Regions from separate parts of the Homo sapiens genome. Here regions 2, 3 and 4 are each linked to region 1. The links are chromatin contacts, found by Hi-C or POLR2A ChIA-PET in ENCODE. All regions are on one chromosome and are shown on one strand. Each heading gives the region's core, a stretch centred on a gene start or an enhancer-like site at or near the end of the contact. The rest is flanking DNA. Distances are from core to core; before and after follow the strand shown.

The links. A loop is a pair of places that touch in the nucleus more often than their neighbours do. ChIA-PET counts read pairs that join two places held with the same protein, here RNA polymerase II (POLR2A). Pooled maps may share reads with other maps.
Region 2: a loop to region 1 is called in a map of naive thymus-derived CD4-positive, alpha-beta T cell, with 12 times the contacts of the local background. The contact joins the promoter of SIVA1 here to the promoter of PPP2R5C in region 1. A Hi-C loop is called at or near these places in 1 of 168 maps with a recorded cell type or tissue (naive thymus-derived CD4-positive, alpha-beta T cell) and 7 of 50 pooled maps. POLR2A ChIA-PET finds 5 or more read pairs at or near these places in 1 of 52 experiments (BJ).
Region 3: a loop to region 1 is called in a map of ascending aorta, with 8 times the contacts of the local background. The contact joins the promoter of CCDC85C here to the promoter of PPP2R5C in region 1. A Hi-C loop is called at or near these places in 1 of 168 maps with a recorded cell type or tissue (ascending aorta), 1 of 37 single-sample maps with no recorded cell type and 10 of 50 pooled maps.
Region 4: a loop to region 1 is called in a map of CD14-positive monocyte, with 11 times the contacts of the local background. The contact joins the promoter of CYP46A1 here to the promoter of PPP2R5C in region 1. A Hi-C loop is called at or near these places in 2 of 168 maps with a recorded cell type or tissue (CD14-positive monocyte and ascending aorta), 5 of 37 single-sample maps with no recorded cell type and 14 of 50 pooled maps.

Annotation. Positions count from the first base shown.
Region 1 is chr14:101,760,245-101,763,271 of GRCh38, reverse strand. It overlaps PPP2R5C (protein phosphatase 2 regulatory subunit B'gamma), which reads right to left and starts at 1,563. Exons shown (of 16, transcript NM_001352913.2): 1 at 1,352-1,563; 2 at 302-367. The coding sequence starts at 1,378. RefSeq lists silencers at 928-997, 1,048-1,267, 1,408-1,647, 1,658-1,817, 2,278-2,327 and 2 more.
Region 2 is chr14:104,751,458-104,754,484 of GRCh38, reverse strand. It overlaps SIVA1 (SIVA1 apoptosis inducing factor), which reads right to left and starts at 1,338. Exons shown (of 4, transcript NM_006427.4): 1 at 1,166-1,338. The coding sequence starts at 1,283. The region is part of intron 2 of LOC107987209 (a long non-coding RNA gene); the gene reads left to right. RefSeq lists enhancers at 1,243-1,312, 1,323-1,372, 1,018-1,519, 2,223-2,312 and a silencer at 1,473-1,842.
Region 3 is chr14:99,602,430-99,605,456 of GRCh38, reverse strand. It overlaps CCDC85C (coiled-coil domain containing 85C), which reads left to right and starts at 1,250. Exons shown (of 6, transcript NM_001144995.2): 1 at 1,250-2,290. The coding sequence starts at 1,498. It also overlaps a transcript of HHIPL1 not described here. RefSeq lists silencers at 46-195, 376-445, 506-645, 786-1,315 and enhancers at 1,576-1,695, 2,402-3,027.
Region 4 is chr14:99,682,732-99,685,758 of GRCh38, reverse strand. It overlaps CYP46A1 (cytochrome P450 family 46 subfamily A member 1), which reads right to left and starts at 1,461. Exons shown (of 15, transcript NM_006668.2): 1 at 1,223-1,461. The coding sequence starts at 1,341. RefSeq lists a silencer at 1,077-1,656 and an enhancer at 2,897-2,966.

The DNA.
Region 1 (3,027 bases), core at 314-2,813:
CTCCAGCCTGCGTGACAAAGTGAGACCCCGTCTCAAAAAAATAAAAAACAAAAAAAACCCCAAAAGACCCACAAACAAACCCCATAGGCAAGCACAATTTTCATAAAATCATTAATAGTTTTCCAAAGCAAAACAGTAAATACCTAAACAACTAAAATTGAGGGTTATAAAAGACACCACAAAAAAAAAACCTCACATAGGGAAACATTTTAGAAGATTCTAGGCTTTATCACTCTCGGTTTTTCTACCTGAAGTTAAAAGCTGTGTATAAAATACAAAGTCAATATTTGATGACAGTTACCTCTGATTCTACTGTGTCTTGTCCTTCTTTTGAACTTTTTCCACTCTTCCCTGCTTTTGGTGATTCCTGGTAAACATCAAGCAAAGTCAATTAGTCTTCTCACTTTTTAGACAGGTAAACATCAGATAAGCCAAATGCAGTTTTAAAAGTGATTTATACAACTACAGCTTCTGATATTTTTAATTCATACCATTAGGAAATTCTATATCATACCGTTTAGGATTCCAACAGTGCAATGCCCCCCAACCCCCATTCAGATTCTTTTCGTTTTATCTGCATTTGAGGTTGAAAACTTCAAGCAGAAAACAGATAAATCCAATTTTATACAGTGCTTCTGGCATTTTGAGATCCACATCACATCCCTTTCTACCCTCCCACCCTAAACCCTATGAGTGAGGATTTCTGGGGTGATAATGAAACGCTACAGAGCTCCACCTGAAGCAGAAACATACCCGCCCCCCCGAATGCAAACGCAGCACCCTTGCTCGCAGCCCTCACCGCCGCCGCCACCCAGGATAATAATAGTGTTCGAGAGCCCCAGAGCGTCCCTCCGGGGCGGCAGAGAATTCCTTACCAGCTCTCAGCGGGGTCCCTTCTCGCTCCCTTTCCCCCGTACAGGGGTCCCTCCCCAGGCGTCTACAGCCCCCATCCCTGAAGCTCCTTTCCGGGAGCCTGCGAGGCTGCGAACCCCCTCGGCGGCCGCACCTGCCCGCCCAAGCCCACGGCGCGCTGTCGGAAACGGGCGCCCCTCCGACCCCCTCCCCGGGCCGCGCCCTCCCTCCACGCCCAGCCCCGGCCCATCACGAAGGTCCCAGCGGCCCGGGCCTGCGCCCCGCGGCTCCGGCGCGATCCCCGGGCTCCCCGCCCCCACCGGGCATGAGGCCGAGAGAAGCCCGGGGATGCCTGGCTCGGCCGCCCTCGGGGACGCGAAGCCCGCGGCGTCAGGCGGGGAACTGAGCCGGGGCCCGGGCGCAGGACCCCGGTGCCGTCGCGCCCTCCCCCGGCAGTCCCTCCCTGCTCCCTCCGTCCCGCGGCCGGGCCCGGACTCACTTTCTCCTTCTTGTTTTTATTCGGCATGGCTGGAGCGGGCCGCCGCCGCCGCCGCCGCCCCTGCCGCCGCCTGCCCCCGCAGCAGCAGCGCCCCCGCCCCGGCCGTCGCGCCCCCGCGGCCGCCGCCGCCGCCGCCGCCCGGGGACTGAGTCTTTCGCTTGCTCTCGCTTCCCCTTTTCCAGACTCCCAGAGGCTGCGGCAGCCACGGCGGCGGCGGCGGCGGCGGCGGCGGCAGCGGCGGCGTCTCTCCGCCCCTCCCCCGGCCGGCCCGCCCCGCCCCTCTCCTCCCACCCCCCGGCCGGCCGCCCCGCCCCGCCCGCCGCTCGCCCCACCCCCGCGCCCGGCCCCGCCCCGCTGCACTCAACAGCGCCCTGCCATTGGTCGACGCGCCCCCACGTACCCTAACGCTCCCCGCTCCCCCCACCCTCTCCGCGCGACCCGTTCACGCCCCCGCCCTCCGTCCCGAGTCGCTGCGAGCCGGCCTCAGGCAGGCCGCGGCCTCCTGGCGCGGGGCTGACCGCTGAGCAGAGCTGAGCCGACTCAGGGGAGGGAGCATGTGGCTGCGACTGCGGTGACAGGGCCGTGGCCCGCTGTGGAGGCGCAAGACAGAGCGTGAGACGTAGGAAATGCACATTTGAAATGTATGGCAACAACTTCTGCAGCCGGCGAAACGCGAACCGTGGCCTCTTGGCCTTGCCCCCTCACCGCCGCGGCTCTCGTTGCAGTCAAGAGTGCCTGGCACGCTTTGCACTGAGGCGCACGGGGAGGCCCGGGAACCGAGCGAGCGGCAGTTTCGCGGGACACCGCTGGGCCCCGCCTCCCCTCCCTTCCCTCCCCTCCCCTTCCCTCCTCTCCCTCCACTCCCCTCCCCTCCGTCCCCTCCCCTCGACCACCCCGTCCCCTGCCCTCCCCTTCTCTCGACCAGCCCGTCCCCTGCCCTCCCCTCCCCTCCCCTCGACCAGCCCGTCCCCTCCCCTCCTCTTCCCTCGGCCAGCCCCTCCCCTCGGCCAGCCCTTCCCCTCGACCAACCCCTCTCCTCGACCGGCCCCTCCCCTCGACCGGCCCCTCCCCTTGGCCGGGCCCTCCCCTTGACCGGCCCCTCCCCTCGACCGGCCCCTCCCCTCGGCCGGCCCCTTCCCTCGGCCAGCCCCTCCCCTCGACCAGCCCCTCCCCTCGACCAGCCCCTCCCCTCACCAGCTCAGCTTTCCGCAGCTCCTCCCGCGAGGTCCCGCCCATCCGACAGCCCGCCCCTCCCTGGTTGGTCCCGCCCTCCGCAGTTTCTCCCGCAAGGTCCCGCCTACCCGACAGTCCCGTCCTTTCCTGGTTGGTCCCGCCCTCCGCAGCTTTTGCCGCGAGGTCCCACCCACCCGACAGCCCCGCCCCTCTCCAGTCGGCCCCGCCCTCCGCAGCTCCTTCCGCGAGGTCACGCCCACATGCGCAGCCCCTCTCCTCCGGCGTCGGCCCCGCCCACCGAGGCGAGGCCTCAAAGACTTGGTGGCCGCTGCGCCAATAGGATTTTATTTTTATTCTTTAATTTGGCTTGATCATAAATGGTGAGGAAACCTCTGCATGACTGGGAGTCACCTGATTTCTCTCAGCTTGTTAATAGCTGTGAGGAGAGGGTGTCCAAGGGAAAAACGTTAACTTTTCAATACAATACTTCCGCGGTCCACCTC
Region 2 (3,027 bases), core at 89-2,588, 3.0 Mb before region 1:
CTTGCCTGCACAGTGTTTGAATTTTTCAACTGTCCTGAGAGGGCACACGATTGCGGTCCTGCCACAGTTCCCACGGCATCATTCCCCTTACCTCCCCATGGCCCAGAATAGCACTCGCTTTCACAGCCCTAGCACACTGGAGACACCGCACAGAGGAACCTCGGGAGGCAGAGTCTTTCCCTCATTCCCAAGGCACAAGCGGCACCAGGTAAATCACACACCCCGGGTCATCCTCTAACTGCTCTACAGGTGCAGACTTTGTGTCCCAATCACTAGGCAAGGTAAGCTCCACTTTTTACCTGCCCCAGGGTATTAATCACCCCAGTCAGAGTGATGATCAATAAGATCAACACGCCTGAAATCCACAGGAGAAAGCCAGAGAAGGCCTGGGAGCTCACTGCCCTCACATCCCACCCAGAACTGGACACTGCAGCCACACGGAGTCCTATTTCGCTCTCCTGCTGCCTGGCTTCTGCCTCGCCCTCTTCCTTCCCTTCCTCTGCCTGGCTAACTCCTACTCGCCCCCACAGGATTCCGCTCAGACTGTTCTTCCAAGAAGCCTTCCGTGCCATCCCTGCAGGTGCGCCTGCACAAACCTGTGCCTGCCCCGACCACCTGTGGCGACTCCTCCTGCTGGTCTCCCCAACTAGGCTGGGGAGCTCCCGGGAGACGGGGCACATCTGTCTTGCCTGCCTTTGGTCTCCCGAGAAAGCCGCCGTGCCTGGCAGGGCCGCGCGCTCCATGAATACCTCTTGGGACAGGAGGGGCACTCTTCGGGTTGACTCCATGCAGGACGCCCCGCTCCCCAACCTCTCCCAGGACATCCTGCACGGGACAGTCCTGAGAAAGCACCAGGCGGGTGCCGCTCACTGCAGGGCGGCGACTAACCGGGATCGTGGAAGAGGGCGCGGGGGCTAGGGGCAGGGACCCTTTTCTTTCAGGCTGTTGGACAGGGTGGGCGAACGCTGGGGTCCTCACATCCCCCTCACTGACCCCAGCCCTGGGCGTGGCCAGCTTGTGTCCCCGCGGCCTCCCAGCTTCCGGGAACGCGGGGCCAGAAAGCAGGGCCCTCCAGCCCCCCGCTCAGGCCTCAGAGGGGACGCTGAGGCCCGGCCCGTTCCAGGCCCCGACGCAGCGGACCCTCGGCAGCCCGCCCGACACTCACCGAAGACCTCCTGCGAGTAGCGCTCGGCGCACACGCCGCGGCTCAACTCCCTCTGGCTCACGCGGACCTTGAGCTGTAGCGGGGCCACGTCCGCGAAGGGGCAGCTCCGCTTGGGCATGGCCGCGGGGCCGGGAGCTACGCAGCTCCCCGGCCGCCAGCCCCTTACCAACGACGCCGTGACGTCACAGCTGCGCGCCCATCCGCGGGCGAGAGCGGGTTTGAGGAGAGGGAGCGACGCGGCGCGTCATAGGCTGCGGGCGAAGTGGGAGGCGGGACTCCTGCGCGGAGCGGCGCGGGATAGGCCGAGGGAGAGATCGGGGGTGGGACTCGTGCGTCGGTGTACTGGACTCGACGCCGCGGGAAAGGCCAGGGGCCAGGTTGAGGATCAGGGTGGGCGGGTCCGTGGGAGAGATTTGTGCGCGCGCCGCTCAGGATAGGCGGGAGGAGAGACTAGGGGCGGGGTTCCTATGCGGCGCGAAGCGACGAAGGGTGGGAGCCAGGTCGCGGCATTCGGCTGCGCGGGAAGAGCCAGGGGGCGGGGGCGAGGCCGAGGGTCAGGACGGTGCAACGAGGGCGGAGCTTGTGCATCGGGGGCGGGCCTCGTTTGAGGATCGGCGTGGGATAGGCCAGGGCGACGTCGGGGCGGGTCTAGTTTGAGGAGCGGCGCGGGATAGGCCAGGGCAAAGTCTGGGGCGGCTGGGTCGGTGGCGGGATTCCTGTCAGCTTTTGTTTGGTTCCTAAACGGTAGACACTGGTTATAGTTCCTCATTTACTTCTCCGAAGTTAAGAGGCAGCCCGCTTCTTCCTAGCTCTTTTTTCCCCTTTAGAGACAGGGTCTCGCTCTGTCACCCAGACTGAGTGCAGTGGCAGTCTCGGCTCACTGTAGCTTGCGCCTCCCGGGCTCAGGCGATCCTCCCTTCTCGGCCTCCCCGGTAGCTGGGACCGCAGGCGCGCGCCTCCGCGCCCCGCTTTTTGGTTTTGGGTAGGAACGGGGGTTTTTCTGTGTTGCCTCAGCTGGCTTAGCTCCTCACTGTGGCGGTCTCCGCCTTCCAGAAGTAAAGGCGTGTGGGGGCTGCGCTCTGAGGGCCGCGTGCGGCTGCCGAGCGCCCCCGGGCGGGGGTATGCGCCGCTGTGTGGAAAATGTTCTTGCACAGCGGGTTCGTCTGACTTGGTGTCCCCATGCCGCGAGGTGCACCCGCGTCGTCCCTTCTCCGGGGTTCTGCTCACCAGAGGCGGCTCTCCCCTGCCCCGGCGGGTACAGAACCGACCCGTCCTGTGGCGTGGGCTTCGCCCTGTGAGAGATGACAGCGTGCTGGCAGCCCTCGCTCGCTCTCGGCGCCCACTCTGGCCGCGCTCGAGGGGCCCTTCAGCCCGCCGCTGCACTGTGGGAGCCCCTCTCTGGGCTGGCCGCGGCCGGAGCCGGCTCCCTCAGCTTGCAGGGAGGTGTGGAGGGAGAGGTGCGGGCGGGAACCCGGGCTGCACGTGGCGCTTGCGGGTCAGCGTGAGTTCCGGGTGGGCGTGGGCTCGGCGGGCCCCGCAATCGGAGCCACCGGCCCCAGGCAGTGAGGAGCTTAGCACCCGGGCCAGCAGCTGCGGAGGATGCGCCGGGTCCCCCACCAGTGCCGGCCCGCCGGCGCTGCGCTCGAATTCTCACCGGGCCTCAGCTGCCTCCCCGCGAGGCAGGGCTCAGGACCTGCAGCCCGCCATGCCTGAGTCTCCCCCCTGCCGTGGGCTCTTGCGCGGCCCCCTGCTCCGCGGCACCCGGTCCCATCGACCGCCCAAGGGCTGAGGAGTGCGGGCGCACGGCGCGGGACTGGCGGGCAGCTCCACCTGCAGCCCCGGTGTGGGATCCACTAGGTGAA
Region 3 (3,027 bases), core at 1-2,500, 2.2 Mb after region 1:
CGTGGGCCGCTCACTGTCGCGTGCGCGGATTTGATCTCGTTGCAGGTTCCGGGGGAGGGACCCCCCCCCGCCCCGCCCCGCCCCGCCTGCTGGCGGTAGACGCGCCGTAAATGCGCTTTGGGGACCGGAGGATAACGAGACAGACTTACAGGCAGTGGGAAGCCCGGGGGTCCCGCGAGGCCGCCGGTGGGGAGTTCTGTGGCCGGCTCGGCGCCCCCGGACCCCGGCGTTCAGGCCCCAGTGGGAGACCTTCCCACCCTTCCCAGTGGTTTCCACCCCGCGAATTGCAGATTATCTCCCGAATCCCAGGGATTTAGCGGTCGAGTGAGCGGAGGTGGAGCGGGGCTCCGAGCGCCGCTCCGGGCAGGGGGCAGGTTCCCGGAGCTCTCGCCCCATCGGGGCAGAGAGTACTGACCGCGCTGCGGGACGCGGCTGGCAAGGCCCTGGCCCTGCAGGGGCGCGGACGCCAGCGTTTAGCTCAGCCCTGGGCTAGGAGTGGAGACGCAGCCCCGCCGCGTGCTCCGGCAGGGGACCCGGGTGGGGACGGGGGCGGAGGAGCCTGGGGGCAGGGAAGGGGACAAAGAGCCGCCCTGCTGCGGGGAAGAGCGACCCCCATGTCACAGTCCTATTGTTCGCTGTGTCTCCGACTGCCCTGAACTCTGGTGCCCCCGGGAGGGAGAAGGGGCGCCGTCGCCCGGATCGTGGGTATTTGTTTATCTGGGGAGAGGGAAGAGGACCGGGGACGCGGGCCGGGGAGGGGGCTCGACTGCTATTTTCGCGCGTCGCCTTTAAGGGAAGCCCGGCCCTACCTTTCCCACCGTCCCCCTCCCCGCAGCCGTACCTGCATTTTAAAAGCGCCCTGTAGCCCTGGGATTGGCTAAGGCCGCGTCCTCCGGGCGCAGAAACTTGAACCGCCGGGAGCCGGCCGCGGGCGGGGGTCGGAAACCCCGCGGATGGACCGTACCACCGCCGCAGCTTCCCCCGCGCGCGCCCCGCCCCTCCCGCACACCCCCGGAGCGGCCCAATCGCCCGGCCGGGAGGGCGGGACCGCGGCCGGAACGCGCCTCTGAGAGGGCACTGGACGGGCGGGCGCACCGCGCAGGGGGACGGCGGGGGCCGCGCCTCTGCTCCCCAGTCGCCCTCGGGGGCGGGGCCGGGCCTCGGAGACCCGCCCACTCTCCGCCCGGGGTGGGCGGGGCGGCGGGGGCTCCGGGAGCTGGGCCGGGGGCGGGCCTCCGCCTGCTTCTCCAGAACCCTGAGAGCGCCCGGCACCGCGGCCGCCGACGCAGCAGCCGCCTCCGCTCGTCAACCCCGAGGCGCGCGGGCTCCCGGGCGGCCCCGGCGGGCGCGGCGAGAGGACGCGCCAGGCGGCGCGGGGCGGGCCGCACGCGCCCCCGGCCGCCCCCCGCCCGCGCGCGGACCGGCCCAGCGGAGCCCCGGCGCGGGGAAGCGCCGGCCGGGCGAGGGCGAGGGCGATGCCGCGGTGACGGCCCCGCCATGGCTAAGCCCGCGGCGACGGCGGCGGCGGCGTCGGAGGAGCTGAGCCAGGTGCCGGACGAGGAGCTGCTGCGCTGGAGCAAGGAGGAGCTGGCGCGGCGGCTGCGGCGCGCCGAGGGCGAGAAGGTGGGCCTCATGCTGGAGCACGGCGGCCTGATGCGCGACGTGAACCGGCGGCTGCAGCAGCACCTGCTGGAGATCCGCGGCCTCAAGGACGTGAACCAGCGGCTGCAGGACGACAACCAGGAGCTGCGCGAGCTCTGCTGCTTCCTCGACGACGACCGGCAGAAGGGGCGCAAGCTGGCGCGCGAGTGGCAGCGCTTCGGGCGCCACGCGGCCGGCGCCGTGTGGCACGAGGTGGCCCGCTCGCAGCAGAAGCTGCGCGAGCTCGAGGCGCGCCAGGAGGCCCTGCTGCGCGAGAACCTGGAGCTCAAGGAGCTGGTGCTGCTGCTGGACGAGGAGCGCGCGGCACTGGCGGCGACGGGGGCCGCAAGCGGTGGCGGCGGCGGCGGGGGCGGCGCCGGCTCCCGCAGCTCCATCGACAGCCAGGCCAGCCTGAGCGGGCCGCTGTCGGGTGGCGCGCCCGGCGCGGGGGCCCGCGACGTGGGCGACGGCAGCAGTACGTCCAGCGCGGGCAGCGGCGGCAGCCCCGACCACCACCACCACGTCCCACCCCCGCTGCTGCCCCCCGGGCCGCACAAGGCCCCCGACGGCAAGGCAGGAGCCACACGTCGGTCCCTGGACGACTTGTCGGCGCCGCCGCACCACCGCAGCATCCCCAACGGCCTGCACGGTAAGGACTACACGGGCCGGGCAGCGCGGGTCTCCCTGGCTGCAGCCCTTTTCCCAGGCTGCGGCGAGAGGAGGTGGTCCCTGGCTGTCCCACTCATGCGGCCGCCACTCCAGACTCCTCCAGCTGTCATGGATCCTGGGCCAGGGGATCCCGCACTCACCCAAAGTGGGGCTTTGGGCGGTGGTGGGCCGGTTCAGTGGTGGAGCGTCTTTTTGTCCAGCTCAGAACCTGCTGCCGGTCCGGTCCCAGAAAAGTTTCTAGCGGGTGTAGTTGCCAAAATTAGGGTCTGTCACTGCTGGGCTGGCGGTGGGCGCCTCATCCCAGCCTTGGAAATCCTTGCCTAGTAGCGGGAAGTTCTAAACAGCAAAGGATACAAGGCCCCTTGAGCGCAAGTGAATTTCCCCTCTTGCAGCAACAGGTGTCCTCCAAACCAAGCAGCGTCCACGTGTGTGCGGTGGCTGGAGTTCTGCAGTGGGGTGTGGGGATTGGGAAGGTGCACAGGCAGCCGCTTGAGACCCAGAGGCAGTTGGGGAGAGGCCTGGGGCTCAGAGCCTTTCTTGTTTGCCATAAATTCCGCCCTTCTAGTCCTGGGACCTTTCTCAGCCGAGACTCTAAGACTTTCCCGAGGGAGATGTATTTGGAACGGATTCTAGCTTTTCTCCTCTGTGTGCCTCAGTTTCTTTGTCTGTGAAATGGAGATGATGACCTCTGCCTCGTGGGTTTGAGGTGGAGATAAA
Region 4 (3,027 bases), core at 212-2,711, 2.1 Mb after region 1:
AGAGATCTTTCCTGAACCCATCAAGCAGAGATTCAGGCTTCTAACGCCAGTACATCTGGCTTGTGCTGGAGATGGGTGCCTTCCAGAATATTCATGTCCTGAGATTTTAAAAAGTGTGTCTAATACAATTGTTTATTCATTCATTCAACAAATATTTATTGAGATCTGCAACACGCCAGGCACTGGGGATACACAAGCGAACACAGAGTGTCCCTGTCCTCCCGGGGCTCACATTCTAGAGGGGGAGACAGTCAACAGGTGAACAGACAGTCAACAGGTGGAAAGAAGGTAACCTCAGAGGTGATGGCCCCTGAGAAGTCTGGGGCTGGGTGGTCTTTACACAAGGTGCTGGGCAAGGCCTGTTTGAGACAAGCAGAGGAAGAAGCCCGCCAGGCCCAGGCTTGAGAAAAGGACCCGGGGGGAGGGAAGCTGCGGGGGGGGCGGGGGGAGGGGGAGGCTGGGAGAAGAAAGGCTGGGGGCAGTAGTGAGAAAGCAAGAGGAAAGAGCAAGCTGCAGAGTGGGTTCTGAGTGCTCGGCAGGGGCCTCGCGGGCCATGCAGCCGACTTAATTTAGAACTGCATTTAGTTGTCAAGTGATGGGAAGCCCTTGGAGCAGGGAAATGACACATTTAATTTAAGCTTCACAAAGCTAAGCTGGGGGTGGGGGGGGGTTGGCAAGTTGAGGGGGGTGTAAGTTGCGTGGGGGTGGGGACCAAGAATGCAATTGTAAGTACTAAGGAGAAGACAAATGGGGTGTCCCAGAACAGAAATACAAGCAAAAGGAAACATGACTGAAGTACAGCGTGCTCCAATCCAGGCTGACCCTGTCCAAGTCCCAAAGTTAACAGCGCCCACTTTGGAGGCAGGCTGACCTGGGCTTAAATCTAGGCTTACCAACCGTGTGACCTTGGGCAGGTGACTTCGCCTCTGAGCGCCTCAGTCTCCTCGTCTGAACGATGGGTTAACAATAGCGCCTACCTGAAAGGGCTGTGGCTGCCATCACGTTTGTGGGGCCCAGCTGTGCGCGGTGGGCGCCCAGCAGCTGCTGCGGCTGTGAGTAATTTGTTACTAAGAATAGTTAGCGCCCCTCTCGGGGCCGCCGACTCCCAGCGGCCGCGCGCACTAGGCGAGGCCGGACCCCCGGCCTGGACGCCGGCTTAGACGCTGTCCCCAGGCCCCCAGTCCCAGCACCCCAGCCAGGCCCCGCCCCCAGCCCCGCTCACCTGGGCCGCGGCGGCCCGGGGATGTGCTCGTAGCGGCTGCGAGCGCGGTGCACGAAGGTGCAGCAGAGGCCGAAGGCGAGCAGGACGGCGCTGCCGAGCAGCAGCAGCCCGGGGCTCATGGCTCCGGGGCAGGGCAGGCCAGGCCAGGGTCGGGCCGGGCGCCGAGGGGGCCGGGAGGCCGCGAGCCGACTCAGCTGTCAGCGCCGCGCGCCGCCTCGGCCCCAGGCCAGGCGCGACCCAGCACCCTCCCCGCCCGCTCGGCTCCGCCCCCGCCGACTCCGACCCCTCCCAGGGCGCACAGTCCCCGCCAACCACGTCTCCGCCTCCGGCTCCGGCGCTCCGGGCCCTCCCCCGCCCCGCCCCGCCCCCCAGAGCTCCGCCCCAACCTCCACACCGCCCCAGCCCAGGCCCCACCCCGAGCATGTGGTCTTCACCAATCACAACTCCGCTTCTGGCTCAGCCCCCCAGGCTCCGCCCCCACCTCTTCAGACTCAGGTCCGCCCCAGCAGCAGCTCCGCCCAGAACGCGTTGTCCCTGGCAACGCCGATCCTCAGCGCTCTGGCCCGGCGGCGGCGCGAAGTCCTGCTGGCTGGCTCCGCCCGCTTCGGCGCCTCCAAATAACGGCATCTTTCCGCGCGCGGTCTTAGGCCCCTTCCTTTTTCCCCCAAACCTGCCCGGAAACCCCATCCCAGCCTGCAAAAGTCCGCATAACGCCGACTGTTCCCAAACTTCTCCTTGGAACCCCAGACCCCCAAAGTTGTTCTCCAGTTGCCCCGGGGCGCCTCCTCCGCCCGGACAGTCCACGCCTAGCGCCCGTGGTCCGCCAGCGGGGCCCGCGGGCTGGTGGCAGGATCCTGCGGGACCCAGGGACGCCTGTGTCTGCGACCGAGAGCGCACGGCGTGGCCGGAGGCTGTTCTCCCAGAGACTCGGGGGCCTGCGGACCCTCCTAGACCAGGCGAAGCCCCATCTGAGGCGCTGGCTCAGGCCCGAAGGAGTTGGAGTTGGAGGGATGAAAATCTGGGTCCGCCCTCCAGGGAAAGCGGGAAATGTGCCGGGGAGGCGGGGGTAGCGGAGGAGAAGGTATTTTCGAAATAATGACCAGGGCTTCCCCCTCTGTCGTAACCCGCGTCTCCTTGCCCATCCCGTATGAAGATGAGGCCAATTCTGGGCGTTTTAGTTCCCAATTCCTATCCCGAGGGACCACCCAGCGTGAAAGTCGTGGCAGGGGAAGGCCAGGTGTGCCCACTCCTAGCCCAGGTAAAGGTCCCCCGGGCTGGAGGTAGAGGCCCAGGGAGTGTAGATGCTGCTGGGTTTCTGAGAAGAGGCAATGCCCCTGCCCCACGCTTGAGCCAGTCCTGGAGAGGTTGGGGGTTGGAAAACGAAGGGGACCTTGGTACCGCCTTCCCAGGTATAGTTAGGGACATGGGACATGGCTGTTAGGGGTGTGGGCTGAGGGGCGACGGAGACGGCCAAGTCTTAAGAGCCGTGCCCAGCACGGAGGAGGCGGGACTTCTGCCCTCGGGGCCACCGCAGCCTGGACAGGTGGGCAGCAGAGCATCCATCCCCCCGGCGCCTGGCCCGGCCGCCCAGTTGGACTCGGGGATGTTGGCTTGCTATGGCGCCCCCGTGTGGCGGCGGTGACAGGCAGCCGCAGGCCCACAGGGTAACTCAGGCTGGCCCTGCTGGGGTGAGGTGTGGAACGGAGCCACCAGGTCCCCTGTGGGCTGTGAAAGCTCCGGGGCTTGAGGGCAATTTGGAGGGAGGATGAGGCTGCAAGAAGGAGGGTGTGGATTCCTGCGCACTG